Regions from separate parts of the Mus musculus genome. Here regions 1 and 3 are each linked to region 2. The links are chromatin loops, found by intact Hi-C in ENCODE. Cell type or tissue: heart. All regions are shown on one strand.

Evidence for each region. Hi-C counts contacts between places; a loop is a spot of excess contacts. Peaks named below come from ENCODE experiments on the same cell type or tissue, not always from the same donor. Only the 100,000 strongest peaks of a DNase experiment are listed, where the experiment ranks them.
Region 1: a loop joins it to region 2, with 3 times the contacts of the local background. A loop is called at or near these places in 2 of 42 quality-filtered maps.
Region 3: it touches region 2 in a loop (7-fold over the local background); 15 of 42 quality-filtered maps call a loop at or near these places.

Annotation. Positions count from the first base shown.
Region 1 is chr5:88,789,239-88,794,238 of GRCm38, reverse strand. It overlaps a transcript of Slc4a4 not described here. Among named protein-coding and RNA genes, the nearest start is that of Dck, 27 kb to the right of the region's middle. In heart, a CTCF peak has its summit at 2,524 (motif pointing left); no DNase peak of the experiment used is centred here.
Region 2 is chr5:88,687,390-88,692,389 of GRCm38, reverse strand. No RefSeq gene overlaps it. Among named protein-coding and RNA genes, the nearest start is that of Grsf1, 14 kb to the right of the region's middle. In heart, a CTCF peak has its summit at 2,679 (motif pointing left); no DNase peak of the experiment used is centred here.
Region 3 is chr5:89,381,564-89,386,563 of GRCm38, reverse strand. No RefSeq gene overlaps it. Among named protein-coding and RNA genes, the nearest start is that of Gc, 74 kb to the left of the region's middle. In heart, a CTCF peak has its summit at 2,083 (motif pointing right); no DNase peak of the experiment used is centred here.

The sequences.
Region 1 (5,000 bases), 100 kb before region 2:
TCCATGTATTTGATCATAAAAGGCCATAAAAACGCATGCAATATTTGAACCTGTAGATGGAAGGTGTCTGCATCTTTCTCTGAATGTATTTCCCTTGATAATAAATGGAAATCAAATTAAGACAGAGATTCCTAGTTCCGTCGTCACTCCCTACTAAGACAGAAAGGTAGATAGACATACACCATGTCTTTCCTGCTGCAGATGTCTACTACCCTAAATAAAAACGCTTATGGTTATACTTACAGTCCGGACCCTTCAGACGGTCTGTAGTGATGTCCTTTCAGCAATGATGTCTGGAAAAATCAAAGAAGTCCACCTTCCCTCCTTTTCAGCTCCTAATATCTTCTGAAGGATGCAGGCTCAAGAGTTGCCAAATGAGAAGGGGGAAGGCAGCCAAATAGGGACTCCTAGCCAATCTCAAAACAGCAGGTCATGGCCAACAGACCATCTCTCTGCTGTTCTCTCTCTCTCTCTCTCTCTCTCTCTCTCTCTCTCTCTTCCTCCCTTGTCTTAAGAGTTAGGAACAGTTCTTTTTCAAAGTTGATGTAACACAAAGATCTTTGTATTTCTTCTGTATGAAGTGATCAGTAGGGAAAACTTACAGCAAGGAAAATGCAAAAGTCATGGCAGTTATTTCTTCTAGCTTATTTTGTTTATTGGTGTCTGTCTGTCTGTCTGTCTGTCTGCGACTCACAAGCATGTGGAGGTGAGAGAACAATTTCAGTAGTCAGTTCTCTTCCTCCGCCTTTACGTGGATTCTGGGCATCCATCTTGAGTCACATCCATACTCCAGGCTCACTGGCCCATCGGCTTCCAGGCAAGCCTCAGGTCTGCCTTCCATCTCTCTGTCAGAGTACCAAGATGCGCATTTGGCTTTTTACAAGAACTCGGACACTGAGCGTGGGCTGTCGGGCTGAGCCTCCCTCCTTTATGGCTGAGCTAGTGCGGAGGCCCTACTGCTGATCGATTCACTCTGCTTCTCATCTGTTAGGAAGAGCAAAGCAAGCGTGAGTTGGGAATCACGCGCTGTCTTTACATTTGATTTCTCTTTCTTGGAGCTTCCTGAATAATAATTATTAGCATTTCTATGTATCATAACAAGCAAAGGCCTTTCAAGGCTTTTACACTATTGGCTCTTTAAAACAAGCCTGTACCTTGGAAAAGTTCTACTGCCACAACTTGCCAAGTAAGAATACTGAAGCTCACAGAAGTCAAAGCTTGCCCAAGGCACAGCCAACTAAGAGAGAGTTGTCCTCCAAGTCTACATCTCTCTCTCCCTCTCTCTCTCTCTCTCTCTCTATATATATATATATATATATATGTATGTATGTATGTATATATATATATATATATATATATATATATATATATATCCTAAAGATGTCAAAATAAAACAGTTTTTCAGATTTAACATTTATGTGGTGCCCTACCCATGCAGTTGTGCTATCCCCATGGCTCCTCCTCCTAGCGCCTCCTTGTCTGCCTCACTTTCTTCTTACCTCATTTTTTCCTACAGGGATCATTTTAAATTGATTTCTTGATTCTCGTTGAGCTTGCTCTATTTTGAACTTTTCTTAACTTCAAGATAGAAAGGGGGAAAAGACACATCAAAAGGTTCACGTTCCCTTTAGTTCCTACTGCATGAAGGTTTACCCAGGTGCCTGTCCTCTGTGTTGTTCCTTTGATCACTCCAGGAATAGTGGATTCATTACCCTAATCATAATAGTCGCTTACCCAAATAAGAGAAGAGTAATAGTTTCTTTTACAAAAATAGAGCATACATGGGGATGGTTAGATGGCTCAGTGGGTAAGAGCACCCGACTCCTCTTCCGAAGGTCTGGAGTTCAAATCCCAGCAACCACATGGTGGCTCACAACCATCTGTAACGAGATCTGACTCCTTCTTCTGGAGTGTCTGAAGACAGCTACAGTGTACTTACATATAATAAATAAATCTTTTTTAAAAAATAGAGCATACACACACACACATAGGTATTGGGAGTTACTTTTATTTGAATCTATCTTCTAAAAAGGAACACAAAAACCTTTATCTGCCTTGCTTTAAAATAACAGGTAACAGAGTCAGACATGTTAGTGCATGAGGATCCTAGCAGCACCCAGAAAGCCAATGCAGCCAATTCCAGGCCACCATGGCCTACCCTGAGCCCCCACCCGTGTTAGACAGACTTTGATCAGCATGATAAACTAACGAAAAAACTCGGAATTTTCCTTTGGCCTGCATGTTCAGCCAATTGGCTGGGAGTGAGGGTATGGTAGACGCAGACTTTCATCCCGGAAGCCAGGAGCTAAGAGAATTCTTCATTAGTAGGCTTCCTTTTTATTCCATTCAGGACTCTAGCAAACTAGATGAGGCTGCCAACATCCAAGATAGAGCTTTCTCCCCTTAAATAACCATCTCAGGAGGGGTTGGGGAAATGGCTCAACAGTTAAGAACATTTAGCTCTCAACAGCAGTAAGCCGGGAGTTCAAGTGTCTTTAACTCCAGCTCCGGTGATCTGATGCCCTCTTCTGGCCACCCCAGGCAACTGCATGCTCATAACAAACCACAAACGTGAAAGCTTACATGCTTTTTAAAATAATGTTTATAGGACTGAGCTTGGGGGGTGGGGGTGGGGGTCCCAATGGAGGAGTTGGAGAAGAGACTGAAGGAGCTGAGGGGGTTACAGCTCCATGGAGGGAGCAACAGTGTCAACAGGTCAGACCCCCACCCCGGAGCTCCTGGGGACTGGACCACCAAACAAAGAATACACATGGAGCAACCCATGGTGCTGGCCACATATGTGGCAGAGGATGGCCTTGTTGGACATCAGTGGGAGGAGAGTCCCTCGGGCTGAGGGTCTTCAATGCCCCAGTGTAGGGGAATGCCAGGGCAAGAGGATGGGAGTGGGTGGATGGGGGAGCACCCTCATAGAGGCAGGGGAAGGTGAAAGGGATAGGGGGGTTCCAAAGGGGATACCTGGAAAGGGGAAAACAATTGAAATGTAAATAAAGCAAATATCCAGGGGGAAAAAACCTCTTACACAGGATTGGCAGATTTAAAGATGTATTATGCAAAGGATGTTAAGTGCTTGGCACAGGGTTAGAGCTCCGAGCATGTTAACTGTGGGGACTTGGGGTAGAAGTGGAGGGTAACAAATCCTTTCTCACAGGGATTTCTAGGCTGACGTCAGTTAAACCCTGACATGAAGTTGATAAAATAAAACAAACAAAACGTTTTAGTGAAAGCAAACGTTCATTTAGGCTACAGTTCCAGAGGGCTAGAATCCAGAATGCCAAGGAGGAAGCACAGCGTCAGGAATGTCTGAGAGCTCACATTTCAGATGGCAAGCAGTAGGTAGAGAGCTTCTTTTGAAGCCTCAAGCTTGCGGCCAGTGACACATCTGCTTTCTGGGGAGAACTGTGATGTAATTCTGGGTGCCGGTTCTTGTTTTCTCTACTTCTGAGGTCTTACCCAGAAACTCTACCCGTGCCGATATCCTGAAGTGTTTTCCTTGTCTTATTTTGCTTCCAATACGGCTTTGCTTAGGTTTCTTTGGCTATTTGAAGTCTTCTGTGAATTTGTGAATTCTGTGAAGTCTCACATGAATTTGGGCTGTTTTCTCCAATTATTCAGTTATTCTTGGTATTAAAAGTCACTGTGAGAGGATGTGCCTAGCCCTGCAGTGACTAAGGTGGGGGAATATCCAGGGGAGCCTCCCCTTCTCAGGGGAGTACGGGTAGAAGCTGTGTGAGGGAGGCACTGGGAGGCTGATACTGGGATGTAAAGTGAATAAATTAATGAATGAGTGAAAAGCTTAAAAAAAAAAAAAGGGTCACCCACTGTTACACTGGAGCCTAAATCTCCTTTTTATGTCTATCAATGTTTTTTTTTTTAACTAGGTACTAGTCCAACACTTGGCATATAAATTTACATATATGTGTGTGTGTGTGTATCAAAGATTTATTTATTTTATATATGTGAGTACAGTGTCTATGTCTTCAGACACACCAGAAGAGGGCATTATCTAATTAGTGGGTGGCTTTCCTGAGGGTGACACCCAAAGTAGTTGTCCTCTGGCTGTCACCCAAACACAAGCATACACTTGAATACACACACACACACACACACCATGTTGGGAATGAGCAAAACTCATTTCCTATTAATCCCATCTACATCCCCATGTAAGACAGTTTCTTAATGGTAAGACTATGAAGCTGAAAATGCTTCCCAGTTTTCTCTAATTCTTATGACCTATAAACAATCCATCGACACTTACCGTTTTAGCAAAAAGGTTTACATTCACAAAGGAAGAACTCTAATTTTTTTACAATATTAAGATACAAAGATTTATATTCAACACTATTCAAATAATAAAAGTAAATTATGAACTAATATCCCTTAATAATTTTAAAATTCATCCAAAGGGAGAGTAGTTGCTAATATGTTTCTCCTTTATCAGCCCCAGCATATAGGAGAAGCTTAATACATACTTGTTAATGAGGAAATCGAATGGGGAATGAATTACTTAAGACATCTTCCCAAATATCTCACCCTCCGTAACAATCCTGCTCTTCAGATGTAAGCAGACAATAGCTTAGCTCGCTGCACACTTAGGAGGGGAGGGAGGAACAGCATCCACACTGCATCCACTTAAAAGCACAGGAGGGGTCTTGCTGCAGCTCCGCTTTACTCAGGCTTCTGTCCTGAGGCAGGGGCTCACAATACAGCTCAGGCTGACTTTGAACTCACGATCCATTCAAAGTGACTGGATTACACCCAGCTCATTCCTTTTTACTACTGCACAGAATCACTCATTTTCCATGTTTCCAACAGTCAGCATGTTAAATAAGAGGAAATAAAGATGCTGATAATAATGCTTACTTTGCATGTTCATCTTGCTCCTTTTCTGACAGGGTCTCGAGACATAACCCTAGTCGGTCTGGAACTATCTAGATCATTAGCCTCAAGTTTTTATCGGCCAGTCTTCCACTGCCTCCCAA
Region 2 (5,000 bases):
ATGGTCCCTGAGTCTCAGGGGCGGGGTTGATAAACAGTGTCCTGTCTAATAAGATAAATTACAAAAAAAAATTATTGGTATGTGGTTTAATGTTATACGATGCTATTTTTTCCCCCACTTAGAGCCAGATTCTTCAATACTAAGATACCCGGGATGAGATGGATTCTATGTGAGCTAAACAGTCTTAGGTACAATCTCTGGATCTGCTACTTACTAGGTTAAATGTCAGATGTGGTTAGATTTTCTTATCATAAAGCCGAGACAATATCATCTGAGTTACAGTGTTGTGGTGGGAATTAAACGAGAATTAGAGTATTGGCAGAAATTCCATGTAGATCATAAAAAAATATTTTCTTTTATTTTCTGAAGACTCTGCAGTCTTTTCCCAATCTTGGCCCATGTTTGCACCTGCTTCCGTGATTATATAAACTCTCTTTGAGCAGCTGTGGCCAAACAGCCACAGTTGACCGGAGGATATCATAGGGAACAAAGGGCTACATTCAGTCCTGTCCAGGGTCCTCCCAGGAAGACCAGCCTTTGGCCTCAAGAGAGATACACATGATCCAGGGAAAACTTAGGCAAATAATAAGAAACGTTACAGGGGTATCCACTACTTCCTGATTGGATTTATGGCCAAAAACATAAGAGACACATACCTGGTACTGTGTGGTACTGTGAACCTGACCAAGACTTGGGGAGGGAAAGTTAGATTGTGGCCCTTGGGAGGTAAACCGTTCTTCCACAGATGGCCCCACAGCCACGAGTATATGGGCAGTGCAAATTGGGTCAAGTGAATTATTAAATCAGAGAGGAAAAAAATAAGTCACAAAATTAGGAGGCAGTGAGGAGGTGACTAGTGGGTCTTGGGGGAGTTGGGAAGAATGCTGGAGGATGAATATGATCTAAATGTATTTTATAATTTCTCAAGGAGTTAATAAGCAGGTTGTGTTTTAAAAAGAAAAAAAAAAGCTGCTGGAGAGGTGGCTCCGCTTTTAAGAGCACTTGCTGCTCTTCCAGAGGCCACACCCTCTAAAAGTGCCATTCCCTGGGCTGAGCATATACAAACCATCACCCCCTCCATTGACTTGTTCTTTCCTGGGCCCTGGCTGGGATGCAAAAGCAAACCAAGCTTGGACACAGAGACGAGAACTGTATGTTAAATATGGTGAAACCTTCTTACCAGTCCAGAACTGTGTATCTCTAGCCTATTCAGTGAAATGTCTCTCCTGTTTAAGTCAATGTATTTTTAAAGAGATCTTGTTACGACACGTTTACACTGTAAAATAATTAACACATACACAAAGTGTTAAGAGCGAATCCAAAGGATCAGGTGATTTTTCTCTGTCTTGTTTGCTTTTTCCAAGAGCTCTTGTTTACATATGAAGATCTATGATATCTGAGATCTTCCAGGTCAGAGTTCACACCTCGTCACAGAGGCTCACAGAAGCAGCCACCAGTCAAAGGGCATCCAGCCTAATTTCTGAAAAGTGCTCAAAACATTTCATTAATTTTGAAACTTGGACTGACCGCATGCATACGTCATCTTGGAGGGTCAGAGACGAGACTCCAGTTTCCCAAAGATCCCTGGTGCATTGATGGTTTGGTGGTGAGCATAGCTGCCTTCCAAAGATCCCCGGCAAAGAGAGAGAGCACCACCCAAAGAAAAATGTCTGCCCTGTTACTCATTCCTTCACTTTCCTCCTGCAGGCCAGTGTCTGGAAATTAAATCGAAAGTCACTATCTTTGAAGAAATAACAGAAAATCTGAGTACCTGCCACTGTGTCCCCAATGCCTGTTCCCACTCCCTTTTTCTTTGCTGTGTGGCTGCTGAGTGGCTATTTTTAAATTTCTGCTAGGGATTTAGTTTTGTCTAGACTTGAATGGAAGCTAGTGTCTGCGTTGCAGTAACATTGGTGTGCTTCACCAGGACAGTGAATGCTTTGTGCAAACTCTCTCAACTTCTCCAACTATGCCATTCCCTTTTTTCTTTCTTTCTGTCTTTCTCTCTTTCTTTTTTAGATTTATTTATTTTTTGTATATGAGTACACTGTAGCTGTCTTCACACACACCAGAAGAGGGTATCAGATCCCCTTACAGATAGTTGTGAGTCACCATGTGGTTGCTGGGAATTGAACTCAGGACCTCTGGAAGAGCAGCCAGTGCTCCTAACTGCTGACCCATCTCTCCAGCCCTATGCCATTCTCTTAAGAAGAAAAGCTAGGGGCTGGAGAGATGGCTTGGTATTTAAGAACAAGGACTAGGTGCTCTTCCAACGGACTGGGGTGTGATTTCCAGCTCCCATATGGTAACTCAAACTGTCTATAATTCCAGTTCCAGGATCCAACATCCTCACCCAGGCATACATGTAGGCAAAGCACCAATCCACATAAAAAATAAAATGAAAACATTTAAAAAGGAGAAAAGTTAAAGTGCTATTTCTTTCATGCATTTAAGTAGAAACAAATTTCATTTCACACCTCATACTAGATGTTGGCTCACATCGCACTAACTTTCTAGTCATCTTTGGGTTGACTTACTAAGATGTCTTGGAAAGCTAAACAGATACAGTTTTATAGGCTAGAGAGATGGCTCAGAGGTTAAGAGCTCTTCCAGAGGTCCTAAATTCAATTCCAAGCAACCACATTGTGGCTCATTACCATCTGTAAGGGGATCTGGTGCCCTCTTCTGGTTCATAGGCATACATGCAAGCAAAACACTGTATACATAATAAATAAATAAATAAATAAATAAATAAATAAATCTCTTTTTAAAAAGATCCAATTTTAGGTAGCAAATCCTGATTATACTCAACTAGGTTAGTTACCTAGGTTAGTTAGCAAAACCTGTGGGCTGGGGAGCTGGCTCAGTTGTCAGGAGAAACTATTACCCTTGCTCAGTACTTGAGTTCAGTTCCCAGCACCCGCCTCAAGTGGCTCACAACCACTTGCAACTCCAGTCCAGGAGATCCCATGCCCTTTTCTAGATTCCCTAGGAACCTGCACTCACACATGCACGGACACATACATGTACCCATAATTAAAAACAAAATAAAGCTTGGGCAGGTGCTGATGACATAGAGTCTTAGCTGTAACCAAACTTCAAAATCCCCACTTTCAAAGTCTCTTCTAAAACCCTAGGCAAAATCGAGCCCACAATACCCTGTGAAAACGGGAAACAAGCTACCTACCGCAGTCCACAATGGCACAGAGTAAACATGGGAACGTTCAAAGGGAGGAACAGAAGCTAAGCAGTAGAAGACTAGGCCACAGTGAGATCTAACCAGCAGGGCAAACACTGAATTCCGAAGTTCCATATCTTGCAGCAGAAGTGCGTGACGTCATCCTGTGTGTTTAATGGACCTGGTGCATGACGACGTCATCCCGTGTGCGGTTAATGGACTTGCCCCGCCCTTGCCTGCGGCTCTGCTGCCTGTAGTACTTAGATCCCCTCCTACTTGGTGTCTGGATCGTTTCTTGGCTCACGCTCTCTTCAGCACTCCCTTACAAGTTAGGCCTCACTTTGCAGTTTTACACAGAGGCTGACCAGGGAAAGAGTCCTTCAAGGGAATCTTTGACTCTGATACAGACAGACTTGCCTCTTCGGTTTTTCGTAAAAATCTTATTGAAAGCGTCAAAGATCCTGTCTCTTTCAAAACCACTACCTAGTAGATAAAGCCAGGTTCTGGGGCAGACCTGGGGTTGAGTTGGTAGCTCTGTAACTGTCTCCCAGTGCTGACATAGTTGAACCAGGATAATCTTTTTTCTTAGGTGGCAAGCATATCACTCCTGTGAGCTCTTTGTTTAGAGAAAGTTTTTGGTTTTGTTTTCAAATGAGTTTGTCTCTTTACAACTTCATGCCTTCAGTGCATGGGGTCTCATCTTCCAGGTTACCCTTTCCATTTGTGCTAAGGCTTTAAACTCCTTAAGGTCCTTTTATCAAGGGGGGCAGGTTGCTTGTTCCTCTGGGGCCATCTCCTGGGAGGTCGGGTGAACATGTTTGGTTTTAGGGACGCCCATGATGGAACAAGAAAGGATTTATCTGATGGTGGTTTCCTATTGGCCACGGATTTTTGCCATGAGCAATACTGTAGTTCCAGGTTTCAAACACATGGGCACCCACCATCTCATTGTCCCAGGAAAGGTCTGGACTTGAGACACATTACAAAGCGCATGCGTAAAATGAACCTCTGGAGGGTGGGACCCTCATGAGACAGTGCTGATGTAGGCGCTGACTCACTATTTTCTGTGAGCTGACTCACTATGTAGGCTGCTCACTATTTTCTGTGGGCTTTCCCAAGTTCTGTTCTGGGTGAGAACAAGTGAGCAAAGACCACGTCGAAGTAGTGAAGGGGTGGTATTTTCACACTCTTTAAAGCTAGGTTGCTGGGCTGGAGAGAGATGGCTCAGTGGTTAGAGCACTGGCTGCTCTTCCGGAGGTCCTGAGTTCAATTCCCTGCAACCACATGGTGGCTCACAACCATCTGTAATGAGACCTGATGCCCTCTTCTGTCATGCAGGCATACATGCAAATAGAGCACTCATATATGTAAGTGAATAAATCTTTTTTAAAAATCTAGATTGCTTGCCTTCCACTTTCAGTATTCTTTCCTGACATGGAGTTATGAAAGAGACCAAATATTCTACAAGATATACGGACTCAGAATTTGTCCAGTGGCGTCTTCATGAAGTCAGTCAGCTTGCTTTTCTACCTTCATGTGGTTCCCGTAAACCAGCAGTTCAGTATAAAGGCTTATAGACTGGGGGCCAGGGGGAAGGCTCAGCAGACAAAGGCACTTGTCCCCAAGCCTGGTGACCTGAGTTCAATCTCCAGGACAAGCACAGTGGAAGGAGAGAAGGAACTCCTGTAGATTGCTTTTTAATGTCGCACACAATAAACAAATGCAAAGATGATTAAACGGTTGCACTGGTTCAGGATACACAGTCTGCCCAGAATACCACTGATGCTGTAAAATACCTTGTGTAAAGTAGGAAGCAGACTAT
Region 3 (5,000 bases), 690 kb before region 2:
AGCTTCTGGGGTTTGGGGGTAGGGAGAACCTCTAGAAAGTCCCAGAGACCTGGAATGTGAGAGGCTCCTAGGTAGGACCCAATGTGCGTGACCTTAGTTGAAATGCCCAACAGTGGGGAGATAGAACCTGAAGAGATTACCTCCAAGTAGTTAGACAGAGTCCCTCAGTGGAGAGATGGGCTCACCAACCCACTTTCAAAAATTTTGACCCAGAATTGCTCCTGTCAAAAAGAATTGCAGGAACAGAAATGGAGCAGAGACTAAAGGAATGGTTGACCAGTGGCTGATCCAACTTGGGGTCCATCCCCATGGGCAGGCACCAAATCCTGACACTATTACTGATGCTATGTTGTGCTTGCAGACAGGAACCTAGCATGGCTGTCCTCTGAGAGACTCTACCAACAGCTGACTGACACAGATGCAGATATAGCCAATCATTGGATTGAGGTCAGAGACTCCTATGGAAGAATTAGAGGAAGAATTGAAGAAACTGAAGAGGATGGCAACTCCATAGGAAGACCAACAGTGTCAACTAACCTGGACCCCTGGGAGCTCCCAGGGACTAAGCCACCAGCTTAGAACATAGAGGGCTGGTCCAAGACCCCTGGCACATATGTGAAGTAGGTTTGGCCTAATGCTACTTGTGTTATAATGTTAATTTTGGTCCCCCAAACTGATTATAGGAGTGTCTGTATGTATAGCACTGAGAGACCTGGCCCCCAGTTGGCTCTGATCGGTAAATAAAGATGCCAGCAGTCAATGGCTGGGAGGGACAGACAGAGATGGATGGTGAGTGTGTATATCTTTCATTCTCGAGTCAAGATAACTCTTGGGTGGGTGAGTGGGTACATGCATGTGATCTGTCAGGAGCACAGGGTGGGTTAACTAACAACCAATACACATATGTAACTGAAGACTGCCTTGTCTGGCCTCAGAGGAAGAAGATGCACATGATACTCATCCTGTAGAAACTTGATGCCCCAGGGAAGGGGGATACCTGGGGTAGCGAGCACCTTCTCAAAGGTGAAGGGTAGGGGGATGGGGTGAAGAACACTGGGAAGGAGGGATTGGAGGGGGCAACGTTTGGGATGTAAAATAAATAAATAAATAAATAAATAAATAAAGGTATTAAATGTGACTAAAAGAAAGATCTACTATTATCCCCACATGTCTATATTTATAATATTACTCTTTAGAGTATTATAATTTTAATTGGGTATGCAATTAATATAAATTTGCAAATGTAGGAATAAAAAAAATCTGATTTTCAAACATGCTTCTTTGAATCTGGCCACAAAATTCATCTTGTACTCTGACTACAACAACACTATGTGTACTTGTATACTTTATATATTATGTGTATGCACTGTGTATATTTATATGCTGTATGTATTATGCACATGTACTACATGTGTTTGTACACTCTATGTATTAGGTTCCACTATATTCCGCTAACATTCTTCTCTTTCTTTGTGTATTTTTAAAATTCTGGTAGACCAGAAGTCTACCACCATCAAGCCTATTTTTAGGTGCTCAAGAAATAGAAACTTAATCTAGATTACTGTAGAAGATCACATATACGAATATATAAGCAGATCCAAGTGTAAATATATCCAGATATTGGCATACACATATGTTCATATTACACACAAGCCTTCTTCTTTCTACTAGTCTGAGAGCCAGCAGCCGAACAAAAATATGCATAATAGTGTCTATGTTAGTGGACATACAATACTTCGGGAGAGACTTTGCGCTTTGGATCCGTGAGTGGAAAGGGCCTCTTATTTCCTATTTGTGGACTATTGGGGAAAGAACTCTGAATCACAGTAGAGACTGTAGGTGGATTTTTTGTTTGTTTGTTTGTTTGTGTGCTGTGTGAGATGGAAGATGTCAACCAGTCTCACATGTCCTTATTTGTAAAGTGTTGGGAAACAACTACAGAGATTCCAGGAGAATTTATCGTCAATGATAACCACATTCACTGATAACACTAAACCATATGGGAAAGGGACACAGAGAAAAGAGACAGAGACAAATGTGGTCTGAAGACAGCTGGCTAGAAAATGTAAATTACTCAGTTGATCCACTAGATGGAAGCAAATTCTTGATAATGGAATGATTCCGCTGGTCAACATCTTGCAGGGATTCCTGAAACCTGCTCTCAGAAGGTGAACAGAGGGACTTCACCACGCTTGAGTCATGCTCATGGCTCTGCCATCAATCACTTACGTGATCGTTGGCAAGTAAACCTGCCAACATTTCTAATTACCCCCACATAAAATTGAGTGTCTTTGAAGAGTGTTAAGTATTGCTACCATAACAAGAACAAGGCTCATTTAAATAGTACTGTCCTTTCTGCCTCCCTGAGCCTTTCAAACAATCTGAAATTGACACAAAGAAAAATTTAATTTGTTATCTCCACCACTGAATGGCTGTTAAGATTCTTCTAGTTTCCTCAGGTATAAAATGGGAAAGTAACAGTGTCTATTTCTTAAAGTATAAAGTATCTATTTAAATAAGATACCACAAGGAAAGCTGCTATAAATATCCATTACTTTTGTTATTGGTGGTTTATTCTGTATGTGTGTCTGTATGTGTGTGTGTTTGTGTGTGTGCATGTGTGTGTGTGTAAGTGTGTGAGTATATGTGCGTGAGTGTGTGTGTGTGCTATGATTTTCCTTCATAGCATCTCGGCCCTTTCTTGTTATTAGCCTCATTCTAACTTTCGCATGGCATTGGCCTTTGTTTTGATATTTATGGTCAGAAACCAGTGGCTACTGACTGATTTTTTTTTTTTTAATGTTCAAAGAACACACAGCAAAGCCATGAACCCAGAAATATGTCATGGAATCCTTTCTAATATAGACTGCTACAAAAAGTTCAAGTATCAGACTTGTAAGTCTGAGAGCCTAGATCTAGGTCTTGACTTTAGCCAAAATCCTCACTGAAATCCCTTAACAGGGCCTTCTCTGGGCTGCTTGCTACACTCCTCAGCCTGTAGATTACCATCCTCAGCCTCTAGATTACCATCCTCAGCCTCTAGATTACCATCCTCAGCCTGTAGATTACCATCCTCAGCCTGTAGATTACCATCCTCAGCCTGTAGATTACCATCCTCAGCCTGTAGATGATTACCATCCTCAGCCTGTAGATGATTACCATCCTCAGCCTGTAGATTACCATCCTCAGCCTGTAGATGATTACCATCCTCAGCCTGTAGATGATTACCATCCTCAGCCTGTAGATGATTACCATCCTCAGCCTGTAGATTACCATCCTCAGCCTGTAGATGATTACCATCCTCAGCCTGTAGATGATTACCATCCTCAGCCTGTAGATGATACCCATCCTCAGCCTGTAGATGATTACCATCCTCAGCCTGTAGATTACCATCCTCAGCCTGTAGATGATTACCATCCTCAGCCTGTAGATTACCATCCTCAGCCTGTAGATGATTACCATCCTCAGCCTGTAGATTACCATCCTCAGCCTGTAGATTACCATCCTCAGCCTGTAGATTACCATCCTCAGCCTGTAGATTACCATCCTCAGCCTGTAGATGATTACCATCCTCAGCCTGTAGATTACCATCCTCAGCCTGTAGATGATTACCATCCTCAGCCTGTAGATTACCATCCTCAGCCTGTAGATTACCATCCTCAGCCTGTAGATGATTACCATCCTCAGCCTGTAGATTACCATCCTCAGCCTGTAGATTACCATCCTCAGCCTGTAGATTACCATCCTCAGCCTGTAGATTACCATCCTCAGCCTGTAGATTACCATCCTCAGCCTGTAGATGATTACCATCCTCAGCCTGTAGATTACCATCCTCAGCCTGTAGATGATTACCATCCTCAGCCTGTAGATTACCATCCTCAGCCTGTAGATGATTACCATCCTCAGCCTGTAGATTACCATCCTCAGCCTGTAGATTACCATCCTCAGCCTGTAGATTACCATCCTCAGCCTGTAGATTACCATCCTCAGCCTGTAGATGATTACCATCCTCAGCCTGTAGATTACCATCCTCAGCCTGTAGATGATTACCATCCTCAGCCTGTAGATTACCATCCTCAGCCTGTAGATTACCATCCTCAGCCTGTAGATTACCATCCTCAGCCTGTAGATGATTACCATCCTCAGCCTGTAGATTACCATCCTCAGCCTGTAGATTACCATCCTCAGCCTGTAGATTGCCACTAAGGAAGACTACAGTCTCTTAAAGACTTAAAGTGAGCTTCCACTCATGGCAAAAAAAAAATTAATAATAATAATCTACAAATACAAGTAAGCAAATGATACCTCATCTAGATTACATGTGTGCACGTGGCTGGTCCTTTAATTGGCCCTGTTAATACACTGATTAGTTATAAGAAAAAAATATCATTATATAGCTTGAAGAGTGTCCCCATGTCCTCTTATGGTGGTGGTTTATTTTTATTTAAATATTGTGTGTGTGCCTGCTACATGGTGCCCATACAGGCAAGAAAAAGGAGTCTGGTGCTAGCACAGGAATTACAGGCTTCAAGGTGGGTGCTGGGAAATGAACTTGGGCCCTCTGAGAGAGTAGCAAACACTCCTAAGCACTGTACTCTTCTCCAGCGTTTCGTGTACTGCTTTAGACAAGATATAAAATACAGAGGACCTCAGAGGAACCAGGACTTGGAAGTAAATACGATTCCTAGGGTCCGCCCTGATACTTTGTTCTTGAACGCTGCCACCGCCTTTTAAGGTACTTGATATGATAACCCAGCAGGATTAAAGAGAAGAACTGAGCAAACGCTGGCTATCACAGCTACCCTGACCGTTCCCTTACTCTCTCCACCAACCCCTTTTTAAAAAATCTATATTAGAACAAATCGTCCCATTCTCGTTTTCTGTTGTGATTCAGTGCTAAGCATACAACTTATTCAGCAGTGACACAGGTGCACAGAGATATCGTGTTCTGTGTAACAGGGTGAGCCCACATCAAGATATCAGTGCTCAGAGGGAGTGGT